Linked DNA regions of Homo sapiens: regions 1 and 2 are each linked to region 3. The links are chromatin contacts, found by Hi-C or POLR2A ChIA-PET in ENCODE. All regions are on one chromosome and are shown on one strand. Each heading gives the region's core, a stretch centred on a gene start or an enhancer-like site at or near the end of the contact. The rest is flanking DNA. Distances are from core to core; before and after follow the strand shown. Region 1 overlaps PIEZO2 (piezo type mechanosensitive ion channel component 2). Region 2 overlaps PIEZO2 (piezo type mechanosensitive ion channel component 2). Region 3 overlaps PIEZO2 (piezo type mechanosensitive ion channel component 2).

Region 1 (4,191 bases), core at 847-3,346, 78 kb after region 3:
CTTGCCAATAACTTCTCAGCCCCTCAAAGGCTGTGGATGTGATTTTCTACTCCTTTTTTGAAATGGTCTCAACATGCAACTTTTGAAATGCAAAATTTTTGTTTACAGCAAGCAACTGGCAAAAGCATTTTGTTCAAACATTCCAATCTTACTTAAAGATATGGGAAAACATGTCTGAATCTGATCAAAATAATTCGGAGTTTCTTTGCGCTGGTCTGGAATTCATAGCATTATGAATTGCCTCAGTCACAACAGCATATGTGGGGTACCCATGCATGCAGCAGCATAACACCTTCATATGATGCGTGCACGTTTGCAGCTCGCTCACACTTTTAATTTCTTTTCTTGAGTTCTCCATTTCAGAAGGGCAGTGAGTTGAGGTGCTCCAGCTCATCACATAAACAAGAGTGTTTTCTATGGCTCTAATTCATATTGCAGCTGTGGTTAATGCTGTGAGTGTTTACATAAAGACTGATGCATGGATACCTTTACAACAGCAGCTGGGAGACCACAGTCAGCCAAAACCTCAGCAAAGTACCGTAAATCATTTTGAGTCAGCAGTGAGACAAACCAAAAAATCTTTTTTTCTCTCTCCTGTTAATGCATTTGAATTAAACCATTAAACAGGGATGAAGGTGAAGTGTTGTAAAAGTTTTGCACAAGTAGGACAGGGGAATGTTTGACTTTGGACACCGTGAGTAGACGTGCATTACTCTGCACCTTTCATCCCAAATGCTTTATAGGCTAGTTCCAAATGTTCCTCTTCTTTGAATTACTGCCTGGGAAGAGATGTCTTGGCCGGTAAAATAGGGGAGAAATGGATGCTCCAAGGAAGATGGCCACAAATCTCTCTAGGTCACTAATAAATAGGGGGAACTTTTGGCTATTATAATGTTAGATCCAGAAAAATCTGAATTTAATGCGTACTTGTGGAACAGGATGTGATGGCATGAAGGCCTGGGATCTGAATGGCTAAATCATTTGTTCCACATTTATAACATTTATTCATTTACAACAAAACTTTTGTGTTTATTTTATTTATAATATTTATGTGCCAGGCACTGTTTAAGAACTGGACTTTAAAAAAGGATGAAACTCTGGCTCCCTCCCCTCAAAAGGGAAGTGCAGAGTGCTTGGTGGAACAGGGAAATCACAGCACAAAAATAAAACAAATCAAGCGTGCCTGTCAGTGAGAGTCCTAAGCTGGCAAATGAGAGCAGTGAGTATCCAACAGCCCCTCTTTGCTTGGAGCGGCCATGCCTCTGTTTTGACTTTGGTAAGACTTCTGTCTGTTTGACAGGCTTGATGAAACGTTTTCTTAGATGACAGTGTACTCTGGAATCAGAGTCCATGGAGCTTCCTTTGATTTGAAGCCTTCAGGTTTTCCCTCATAGCTCCCCCGCTTTCCCTTACTGTAATATGGAAACTGATACTTATTCAAAGCCAGACTTCATTCTTTCTTTCCTAATGGCGTGTATGAGCCTTCACGTATTGCTTTCTTGTGAGATCACAGCTGCAAGGCTGCCCTATGAGTGGGGCGTCACCACACCAGTGTATGGTATTGTTATTAAGGAAGGGTATGCTTGTGAAATTTTGAATCTTCCTTAGTCTAAATACATTAATCCACGTCTAAGTTCTTTGGGTTTGGTCTCCTGCCCTCTTTCTACACATTTTATTCCCCTAAAAATGCAGTTTTTATATCTCCAATTTGACCTAAAGCAAATAGAGTATAAAATAAAATAAAGCGAGCCTGCTATAGTTATCAACCCCAGAAAAGCTTACGAGTTGTAGACAGCACTAGTCTGGCTTGCTTTGAGCTGGACTACTGAAAAACCACAGAGAGAGGAAAATTCTGTAGTTTGTCTAAGAACGCTTTACCTTTCATTTTAGGTACGATTAAATACCTCAAATTTGAAAACACTATATATATATAGACTTTTTAAAAGTCTGATATTTGCTGCATTCTTTAAATGTGTATTGATTGCTTTTCAACTGGTTCAAATTTAAAACTAAGGGATTCTGCGCTGTGCCAAGAGATTAGTCAGACATTCTTTTGTGTAAATGTAATGTTCACAATATTTATCAGTAAAAAGCATGAATCTGAAGAAAAGGCTTGGCTGTCACAGAACTGTTACATCAGCTCCTCTCCGATGGCCTGGGGGAGCCAAGGCGTCCCCCACCCACGGCCTGCGCTGCAACCTGTCTCCTTTAAACAGACCTGGAAACTGCATCCTGCTAAGTATCCCATCTAACCCATTTCAAATTTCTGTGCGTAAATCAGAGTCCTCCTCGGAGGCTTTGCTGAGCCAAGAACTTGAGCTTCCAAAGGGGTCACCTTTAAAAAATAATAATAATAAAATAAAATAGGAAAAAGAAAAGCAAAACCCTGACCTCTGAGAGATCTGAAAGACGAATCAGATAACATGGAAAAGTGGCTGCCAGTCTCCGGAGAGAACAGAGGATGCGAAGCAAAGAAATCCAGGAAGTGTGCAGCTCGCCCCCTCCTCCCGCGTGTGACCCAGGTCAGAAACGCAAGGCTCCTCCTTGGTCCTTGTGGCCACTAAGTGAAACAAAGTAATGAGTAAGACATTTGTATTCTTTCTTTCACAAAAGGAGATAGGAAGAGCTTGTGCGGCAGGAAGTGTCTGTTTCACCGTTAGACTGCATAGTTACTTGGACATATATGATAAAACCTCAGGAAATGGACTAATTCAAAAGGGTGTTCAGTTTAATTGTGTTTCCTACTCAGTGACAGCATTTTAAGTCCTTGCTGTTGAGAATCTTTCTATTACGCCTTTAATCTTGCTCCAGCAAGAACATCTCAGAGTCGTGGTGGCTGCCACCCTTGGCAGGCTGATCCTACCAAGAGGACGGGGTATTTTGCCAAGTGTGCAGAAAATGGCCCGGACATGATATTTTTCATCAGCTCTTGCTTTCAGTTTTTTTCGTTTTCAATTATTCCTTTTCCTAAAAGCTGAGTACTAAAAGGAAAAAATGCTCAATTAGCATAAAATGGAAGTCTGATTGTTGAGGGGGCTACCTAGGTGGAGTCACTGTGAACTGCTTTTTTCTGTAGTTGATTTATTGGGCCCAGATTTTCATAGGCTCCTATTTTAAGCCTGTTTCATCTGCCTGATTGAACTGAGCCCGTCCAGCTGCTAAGATAGTCACCAAAAATATGTTCCACCCACTAGTGCACTGCAAATTTGTAATAACCAGATAATGGAGAAAAGATCTGGATTGTAGTATTTACTGATATTCATGGCTTAAATACTCCTACCATGGGCGATGCCAAGCTGTGAACGTGACGCCGCTGAATGTGGAGTTGGGTAGAGATCCCGAGCAGCTGCCACCGCCTCCAGCACACCCGGTCTCCCCCGGCAGTGGTCAGCCAGGAATGCCCCTGAGGGCCAAGCCCTGAAGATCTGTGACCTCCTGCACCCTGACTCAAGTCTACTCGTGTAGGCACTAGTTTTCTGTAGCTTTCTCACCATCCAGTGCTCTCCCCTGGAATGCAAACTGAACCAGAGAAGGAAGCCTGGGGAGCTTCTGCCTAAGATCTTAAATGAAGAATTAATATTTCTCTAACAGCAGCCAGTTGGAGGGAGTGTAGCTAACTTAGAATGAGTGAAAGAACAACCATAAAATCAAACCTCAGATTACAGTTCATCCGTCACTTTTGGAAACAAAAAACAAAAAACACTGCTTACATTAAAAAACTTTTGGCCAGGCGCGGTGACTCATGCCTGTAATCCCAGCACTTTGGGAGGCTGAGGCGGGCAGATCACGAGGTCAGGAGATCGAGACCATCCTGGCTAACCCAGTGAAAACCAGTCTCTACTAAAAATACCGAAGATTAGGGCGGGCGCCTGTAGTCCCAGCTCCTTGGGAAGCTGAGGCAGGAGAATGGCGTGAACACGGGAGGCAGAGCTTACAGTGAGCTGAGATTGAGCCACTGCACTCCAGTCTGGGGGACAGAGGGAGACTACGTCTCAGAAAAAAAAAATTTTTTTTCACTTTTTGTATAAACCCTTGCATTTTGACATTTATCTCCTCCCTCTTTATTTTCTTCATGGAATGTGTGTGCATGCAGCCTGATTATTTTTATCACCTGTCCCTCAGTATGCCACAAGATCCGTGTTTACTGCCGTATCCTACTGTCCATTATATTTGAGGGATCAATCAACATTT
Region 2 (4,107 bases), core at 1,384-3,883, 130 kb after region 3:
GCAAACTCCTGAGGAGCAGAGTGCATAAAGGCAAGTAAGTGATGGTCCCCTTGGCCCGGCATCCTACTCTCACCTCTGTGAATGCCCTCCGCCAAGGCCAGGGAGTTAGGACTCTTTTAACAGACCTGCTGCCTCATAAATAACCAGTATACCCTTTTAGGAGAATAAAGCACTGTGTGTTCCAAATGGAAATTAGCAACTCTCACAGTGAGGTTAGTAGATTCAAATACTCAATCCGTGTGGCACTCACACAAATCCGGCCACCAATGTAAAATACATCATACATACATACATACATACATATCTATATATCTCCTGAAAATCCAGCAACAATTCATACCTTAAGGTAATTAGATATCTGCGTTTAATGACTGTTTTGTGGTTTAAAAAAAGGTACCTAATTTCACAGAAACAAGCTAACTGTTTGTTTTCTCTAATGCGTCATTAACTTTGGAATCCCTTGATTTGAATATTGGAAGTGATTCTCAATAAATGTTACATTTCCTTCCAGAGTTTGTAATCTAAACCTTTCTCTATTTACACCAAATATATTAGTCTTGCCACACACATGACTTGCTATATGAGGTCAGATATTAAATAAACATAGTCTCTCTCTCATATCAAAATTATATATATATATATATATATATATATATATATATATATATATATATATATATATGATATGTGGGAAGCAGTTGAAATGGAAATCAGGGGTCTTACCATTTTATTGAGTTTTTGCTATTTGTCTGCCTTTAAAGTTATTGAAGCCAAGTGACTAAAGACACCTGCATCAGAGTCATATTTAAGTTTAAGACAAACAAAAGTAGACTATCTCTCAGCGTGTGAACTTCAGAAGCCACTAGGGAACCATCTTAACAGTTCCTATTTGTTTAAACAATGCTCATTTGACATTTTAGTCATGTTGTTGTAATTCAGTTGAAGGTGACCTTTCCACCAACTCTGATTTGCCCCCAAAAGTTGTTCTTTGTGAACTTCTGAAGATGACTGTGATGGTCCTCTCACCTGGATGCCTCACAGCAATACTCCAACATTTTTCTTCTTTCCTGGTCTCATCTAAATTTCATTGCTGCCTTATTTTGGGTATTCATGGTAGAAATGAAATTTTGGAGTTGGAAAGATCCTAAGAAGTCACTTTGTAAGGTGAGAAATTGAAACTTAGAAAAATAAAGTAGTCTTCCCATGAGTATCCACCTGTCTTGCTTCTTCTCTGGTCTTTGACAGGAGAATGGCAATTGAATTTGATTAATAAATTTATCAGACCAAATTCAGGCATGGCCATCAGTGCCTCAATTGGTCATTATCCCAGTCAAAGTAATTGGTGTAGTATCTTTCATATTCGTTCTACACAGGAAAATATAAGCAGTCTGACTGTTGCAGCTTTTAAAAACAGTCTGAAGTATTAAAGATACACTTTTGTATCTACCAACCAGCTTTCACCAAGCTTAAGAACTTGAGCATTACCAATACCGTTAATTGTATCCCTCTCCCCTGCGCTGAAATAGGTGTTTGTCATTTTTATAGTAGTTTTTATGCATGAAACCCTAAGCAATCTATATTTTGCATATTTCTCATTTTTTTCACCATTATGATATACACTCATATTCACAGATGTAGACCTGGATCACACATGCACTTGTACTTATTTATTGCTGTGTAGTATTTGATTTGATGGATATGCCATAATTTAATGCCTAGTCTCCTCTTTATGGACAGGTAAGTTATTTAGAAATTTCAGCTTCCTTGAGTTCCTTTCAAGGGGTATAATCACTGTCTGAACAAGTAAGATCAGTATGACTCTAACAAGATTGGAGGCTGGGCACGGTGGCTCACGCCTGTAATCCCAGCACTTTGGGAGGCCGAGGCGGGCAGATCATGAGGTCAGGAGATCGAGACCATCCTGGCTAATATGATGAAACCCCGTCTATACTAAAAATACAAAAAATTAGCCAGGCGTGGTGGCGGGTGCCTGTAGTCCTAGCTACTCAGGAGGCTGAGGCAGCAGAATGGCATGAACCCGGGAGGCGGAGCTTGCAGTGAGCCGAGATCGCACTACTGCACTCCAGCCTGGGCAACAGCGCAAGACTCCGTCTCAAAAAAAAAAAAAAAAAAAAAAGATTGGAAAGGACTCTTTTGCCTGTTCGAGAGAACATGAAGTTTGAGGTAGTTTAGTATGTGCTTCCGTGTAAAACACGTCATTGTCATGCACCTGGAAAACAGTGCAGCTTAGGTCATTTTATGGGAAAATGGACACATTGGTCTCACTGATTTATTAAAATGGGACTTCATCTACACAAAACCTGGTTAGCCTGATTCTGTGCAGAATTGGCTTGAAATAAAATTTAATTTATTGTTAAATGCCCTGTAGTGTATACTTATGATTAGGTTAGAGAACCTTACACACATATTTATGCTATGCACTGTCCCTGGATAATCTAATTTACTCTCTTGACTTTAGCTAACACATGTGAGAAGAAAACTCTTGAACCTACCTCATCAGCCATGACTTTGCTCCCAGGCACAAACTCCATGTGGCTTTCAGTTTAAAGTCTCACCTCTGCACCTGAAAGTCCTAACCACACCTGACACTCATTGTGAAAACACCACCTGCACTACCAGCAGCCACGTCACTGTTTCTCCTGTGGCCTTCATTTCCTTGGGGATCATGTTTGTCCTTTGCTTCAGGTCTTTCTGTAGTTCTGGTTATGTGATTTTTTTTTTTTTTCAAAACATCCAAGCTTTGTATGGTCTGACCTTACCCTGTGTTTCTGACTTTACTTCCTTCATATATAACTTCACAACCAATACTCTGTGCTTAGAGACAGTGTCTGGCACATAGTAAGTGCTTAATAATTTTTTTGAATTAGTGAATTAAAAATTCTGTCAAATTGAGCCATTTAATGTTCATTAGATACACTTCATTTCTTTTGTTTTTGAAATATTTTCTCCAACACATTTATTTAATAACTATGAACATATGTTTTAATGAGTTATAGCTTCCAATTTTGACAATGAAATCTGCATGTGCAAATAACTGAAACTTTATTTGTAAACTCTCTGTGATCTCAATGCCATTACCAGGCAACAGTAATGTTCCCTCCTCTTAGTGTTTGTGTATTATCTTCCCCGAGCTGAATTACAGAGCTCTTTATGGTAGGTGTCTCATCTAATTCTTCAACAGTGCTTTGCACAAACTATCATGATAAAAAGAAAAGAACAAATATTTGAAGAGGCAGCGATATGTCCTGGAGCTAGCATGCATCCAGCCAGCCTTTACTGATGGTTTACACTGCACCATCTACCATGCTGGTCCCCAGGGAAACAGATGAAACAGGCAAGGGCTTCTGTTAGGCAGATTGGTAAATCAGTGAGTGACACAGTGTTAAACATCTACTGATGGAGGATGTGGGAGGGATGGCGGTCCATTCTATTCTGGAATGGGTGTGGAGGGGCAAGGTAGGAAGGGCTTCACAGAGGAGACATGGCAGGTGTGTTTTTAGAGATGAGGAGAACCTGAAGCATACTGGGAGAAGTTGGCCAAGGGAGAAGACTGCACACTTGCTCAGAGGGAAAACACTGGCGCGTTCTGGGTACGTGCATTCAGTATGGCCGGAATTTGAGGTAGAGGGAAATGATGGCAAGAGATAAGGGAAACCAGATCTGGGATGTGGAGGGCCCCTTGTCACGCTTAGGAATGTGGATGTTTCCTGGGGGCCGTGGGGTTGACATGATCAGCTTTATGCTGCTAAAAACTAAACTCTGATATTAATGTGGAGGCCTGGCTGGCAGAGGGGACAACCTGAGATGAAATCATCAGGATGCTGCTACCGTCACCCAGAGGCCAGACCGGGCTGTGGGGATAAAGGGGAGGGCTGGGAAAGGAGACGTTAGAAGTCAGAATCTCCTCCAGTCTTTCAGTGAGAGAATGGAAGCTTCCAGGTTCTGTTTTGGTCACTAGGTTGATGACAGCCGTGTTTTCCAAAATTAGGACTATAGGAGGAAGAGCTAATTTGGAGTAAGAATAACACTGAATGGAAAATCTATGGGATACTGAAGTACAGATATCCAGTAGGAAAATGGATATAT
Region 3 (4,111 bases), core at 87-2,586:
ATGTTCCCAATTCAAAGAATTAATAAATGTTTGATGTGATAGATATCCCAGTTACCCTGATTTGATCATTACACATTGTATGCTGGCTTCAAAATATCACGTGCTTGATAAAAATGTCAAACTATTATGTACCCATGATAATTAAAAATAAAAAATATATAGGTAATATAATGAAAAGGATACTTTAAGATCATTTTTTAGACTACTAGGGAATAATTTTTTTACTAAGAACATACTTCATAGTCAAATAATAGATAAGACAGAAAGGGATGCACCTGAAGATTCATATACCAAAGAAGGAAGGAAGAGGAAGAGCATGAGGGAGGGAGGCAGGGGAGGAGGAAAGAAAGGAAAGAATGGACTGAATAGACTTGAAGATGATGGGAAGGAGGGATTTGTAGCCTTGGGCTGGCTGCTGTGTTTCATAGCAGATGCGGGAGGGTAAATGGAAAGCTAATAGACCAATACGAGGTAAAGTTTGGATCTCCATAAATTTAACTCTGAGGAGGCAAAGAGTGCTTGTTCCCTTCTTTGCCATATACTAATGTTCTGCTTCCTTCAGCCTTTTGCCCCCATGAAAGCTAAAGATTTTACATTGTGTTCCCTAAGATCTTAAGCCACAAGGCTGTGCTGATTAACATATGACTTATGAGCTTCACCTGATATATTTCATTCATTCGTTCAGTTATTCAATCAATATTTATTGTATGCTGCCTGCCAAGCCCTTTTCTTTGCATTGGGAATTCAGTGGTAACAAAGCAAGACAAACAGAATCCTTGCACCTGTGAAACTTACATTTGAGAAAGTAAGCAATTAAAAAAAGATAATTACAAGTAGTGAAGTGGTGAAGTGTACAAAACAGGGTACTGTGATAAAAAGCAGTTGGGGAGATGGTTCGCATTTTAGCTTGGATGACCGGGGGTCTTCCTGAGAGGTCCAAATCTGTTCCAAGACCTGAGCCAAGGGAAAGAGACAGGCATGTAAGATCCAACGAGAGAAATGGAATTGTCTTCTTGCCAGTTTATAGATAAATGAAAAAATATCATTATAGCAATGAAGACAAATTCATAAGAAGGTTTGTTTCCTAAAATGTGATGGAACGAGAAGTGGAGGATAATCTCAGCCTTTTACTGGAGACTCCCTTTGTAGATGAGTCACTGCTCTTTGCGTGTACATACAAACAACACACAGAAGGCCATGCAGGCTGACAGCTGCCTGGCCTGGCTTCCAGGGCATGAAAGCACAGTTCAGGGTTAAGGAGAATAAACACAGCAGGTCACAAGGCAGTTAGTCATAGTAACCTGGTGTGTGTTCTTTGTGGGAAAAACAAGAAGATAACAGCACAAAAAGTCCCTCCTCCCGGCCAGCTAAGCTGGGCCTCTCACGCCACTGGGAATGCATGAGTGAAGGAGCTTGAGGAAGATGGGAAGCAGGCTGAAGCACATTAGCAGTCGCTAATCTACACCTGTCTGTTATGAGCACCCTCTCAGGTGTGTAATGACGCCCCCAGCATCCCTGATACCGCTCCTTGATCAAGGCTCTGAACCTCAATCTGCGTGAACTAGAGGCAGTAAGTCCTTTCTGTAACTGTTCATGCCTGATACTCAATACATGTTAAGCTAAACTACATTTCTTCCAAAGATATGTGAAAGGAAAAAAATAAAAGACAAACGCAAAGTTATATTGGGCACAAGAGAATGAAGTGTAGCATGGTGGGAACTTTGTATCAGGGTCAAATTTATTATTTTCCTAAAGGAATTGCAGGATAACTCTGTACAGGAGACATCTCTAGGTAATTGCTGGAAGAATGCTCCACAGGGAAGAAGCCTGATGTGAAGGGGAATGGACTCAATAGCCTAATTGTTTTTCCCCCATTCATTACCATTTGTAGGTCCCTTGGGACAGAATTTGGCACACTGGCTGAATAAAATAACAAGAAGTCTGAGGACTTCTTGTTGGCTTGAAGTGGAATGTTCTTGCCAACATATATTGAAATCATCACATAGGGATCACCTTTTTTCATTATTGTGATTTGCATTTATTATGATAGCCTCTCAGTCAATATTTAATGGCACATCTTATGTGCAAAGCCCCATGCTAGACACTCAGGAGTGTCCAGAGGGGCATGGCACTTGTCTCCTGCTCTCAAGAAGCTTACAGTCTGGTCACAGTAGGAAACGCACAAATCAATTATCTGAAACATATGGAAATGACTTCTCTGACAAAACTGCATTTTGTTGAATGTCATGACAATTCACTTTAGGAAATTACACATTTTTGTAGGATGCTTTTTTCCTCCTTTGAACAATAGATTATCAAGAGCACTGAAGTTCTCAGCAAGGAGATCCATTGGCCTCAACATTTCTTCACAAAAGAATCTCCCTTCTGATTTTGACAGCTTCATCAACAAAGCAGCCATTTCTTGTATATTATTGGTTTATTTTGCGTTTTCTCCCTTCCTTATCCGTTCTAAACTAACTCCCTAAGGCAACTGGGTGGAGAGCAACTGTGTGAACATTAAACCATACTTTTCATGTTCTGAATCATCAAACAAATTACTCATACCTTTTCTTCCCACATGGCTACTCCCTGAGATAGATGGGTTGATATGTAGTCCTTTGAAAGAAATATGGGGCGGGGGCTGTGGGGGCAGCAATTCAGTCTGAGAAACGTGTGAAATCCCAGAATCAGAGATGGAGTAGGGCCAAGCCCCCAATCTGGAAATTTGGAAGTTGTGTCTGGTAAATATCTACATTAATTCCTCTCTCTTCTGTTCCTCTCTGAAGTCTGCAGTATTTCCATCCAGGGGGACTCAGGAATGGTACACCTGGACCCCCTCACAGTCCTCAGGGGTGTCACTACTCACACCTCTAACCCATGTGCTTCTCATAGATCCCTGGGAACGAACAGGGCATGGGACAGGAAATTCCTGCAGAAAGAAAATGTCTGCAGTCAGGGAGTTTCTGCAGGCAGGCCCACACTTACTCCCTACCCCTTCTCAGGCCTTTGCAGAAAAACATGGAAACCATCATTTGTTTAGGGTCAGAGTTGTGGAAGGCATAACATGGGTTAGAAAACAAAGTAAAAGCAACAAAAATAGTGACTATTAACTCTCTTCCATTAGTCCTATTTAGCAGGTCCCTGAAAAATGTAGTTGAATATTGTTTTGTTCCAATGTCAATGAGGGGAAAAAATCACTTTGTTTCCAGGTCCACCCCCATGTGGAGTTTGCTTGTTCTCCCCAGGTCTGTGTGGGATTTTTCTAGGTACTCTGGTTTCCTCCCACGTCCCAGAGCTGGACATGTTAGGTAAATTGGTGTGTCCACATGGTCCCAGTCTGTGTGCTAGTATGTGAGTGTGCCCAAGATGGGACGGTGTACTGGCTAGGGCTGGTGCCCGCCTGATGCCCGCCTGGTGCCCTGAACTTCCAGGTTAAGCTCCAGCCCCCTGCAACCCTGAACTAGAATAAGTGGGTAAATTATTATCTGACTTGCTTTTATTAATCTTTCTTAAATGTATGTGTAGTTCACATTTATTTCAGGTGTTTAATATAGAAGTGTTTTGTCCTTATTTAGAAGTTTGGTGATGTTTTTGTGACCAGAAATATGCCTTAGGAATTTAACTCTTCTTTAGATCAACTCGACTATGGTTTAATTGTTTTTGCTATACATCGTTTTGCTTAAAGCCGCAGTTTCCAGGAGCCTACTGATGATAAGTGAGGATTTACTGTGGTTTGTTAAGTGAATTGGCAAAACAAAACAAAACAAAACAAACAAACAACAAAAGAAAACACATCCTAGACCAGAGGTTTCTGTTTTACATGGAAACTTATCTTAGTGCTACAGTTAATACCACACACGTCCTGGAACCTCACTGCATCACCCAGACTCCAAGTGCCATCCTGCCTGCTGGAGGAAGACCTGGGAGGGCACGGCAAAGACATGTCACTGGACATCTCCCAGGTTAGAATCTCCTTGTGCTTAAGGCTGTCCTTGACCTCATGCAACGGATGTTGGTCATTCAAGGAGGAAGCCTCTGGTAGCAGGAGCGCCTCTTGCCTCACTTCCTCTGTTTGAGTGGCACTGGTTAATCAACTGATTCTACTAAAGAA

What was found. Hi-C counts contacts between places; a loop is a spot of excess contacts on that map. ChIA-PET counts read pairs that join two places held with the same protein, here RNA polymerase II (POLR2A). Pooled maps may share reads with other maps.
Region 1: a map of endothelial cell of umbilical vein shows a loop between it and region 3 (6-fold over the local background). The contact joins two enhancer-like sites. A Hi-C loop is called at or near these places in 4 of 168 maps with a recorded cell type or tissue (CD4-positive, alpha-beta memory T cell, MCF 10A, chondrocyte and 1 more), 1 of 37 single-sample maps with no recorded cell type and 4 of 50 pooled maps. POLR2A ChIA-PET finds 5 or more read pairs at or near these places in 3 of 52 experiments (GM12878, MCF 10A and Panc1).
Region 2: a loop to region 3 is called in a pooled map, with 2.4 times the contacts of the local background. The contact joins two enhancer-like sites. A Hi-C loop is called at or near these places in 2 of 50 pooled maps. POLR2A ChIA-PET finds 5 or more read pairs at or near these places in 2 of 52 experiments (GM12878 and OCI-LY7).

The regions. Positions count from the first base shown.
Region 1 is chr18:10,925,401-10,929,591 of GRCh38, reverse strand. The region is part of intron 3 of PIEZO2 (piezo type mechanosensitive ion channel component 2); the gene reads left to right. Among named protein-coding and RNA genes, the nearest start is that of MIR6788, 170 kb to the right of the region's middle. RefSeq lists enhancers at 225-314, 325-434. Within about 2 kb of position 2,096, at least 8 of the 41 ENCODE cell types and tissues checked have a DNase peak (open chromatin) inside an H3K27ac peak, as active enhancers do; they include GM12878 and endothelial cell of umbilical vein, where a contact is called at or near this core.
Region 2 is chr18:10,877,422-10,881,528 of GRCh38, reverse strand. The region is part of intron 4 of PIEZO2 (piezo type mechanosensitive ion channel component 2); the gene reads left to right. Among named protein-coding and RNA genes, the nearest start is that of MIR6788, 120 kb to the right of the region's middle. RefSeq lists an enhancer at 2,598-2,827. Within about 2 kb of position 2,633, at least 3 of the 41 ENCODE cell types and tissues checked have a DNase peak (open chromatin) inside an H3K27ac peak, as active enhancers do; they include GM12878, where a contact is called at or near this core.
Region 3 is chr18:11,002,921-11,007,031 of GRCh38, reverse strand. All of the region lies in intron 2 of PIEZO2 (piezo type mechanosensitive ion channel component 2), which reads left to right. Among named protein-coding and RNA genes, the nearest start is that of PIEZO2, 140 kb to the left of the region's middle. RefSeq lists an enhancer at 1,088-1,577. Within about 2 kb of position 1,336, at least 7 of the 41 ENCODE cell types and tissues checked have a DNase peak (open chromatin) inside an H3K27ac peak, as active enhancers do; they include GM12878 and endothelial cell of umbilical vein, where a contact is called at or near this core.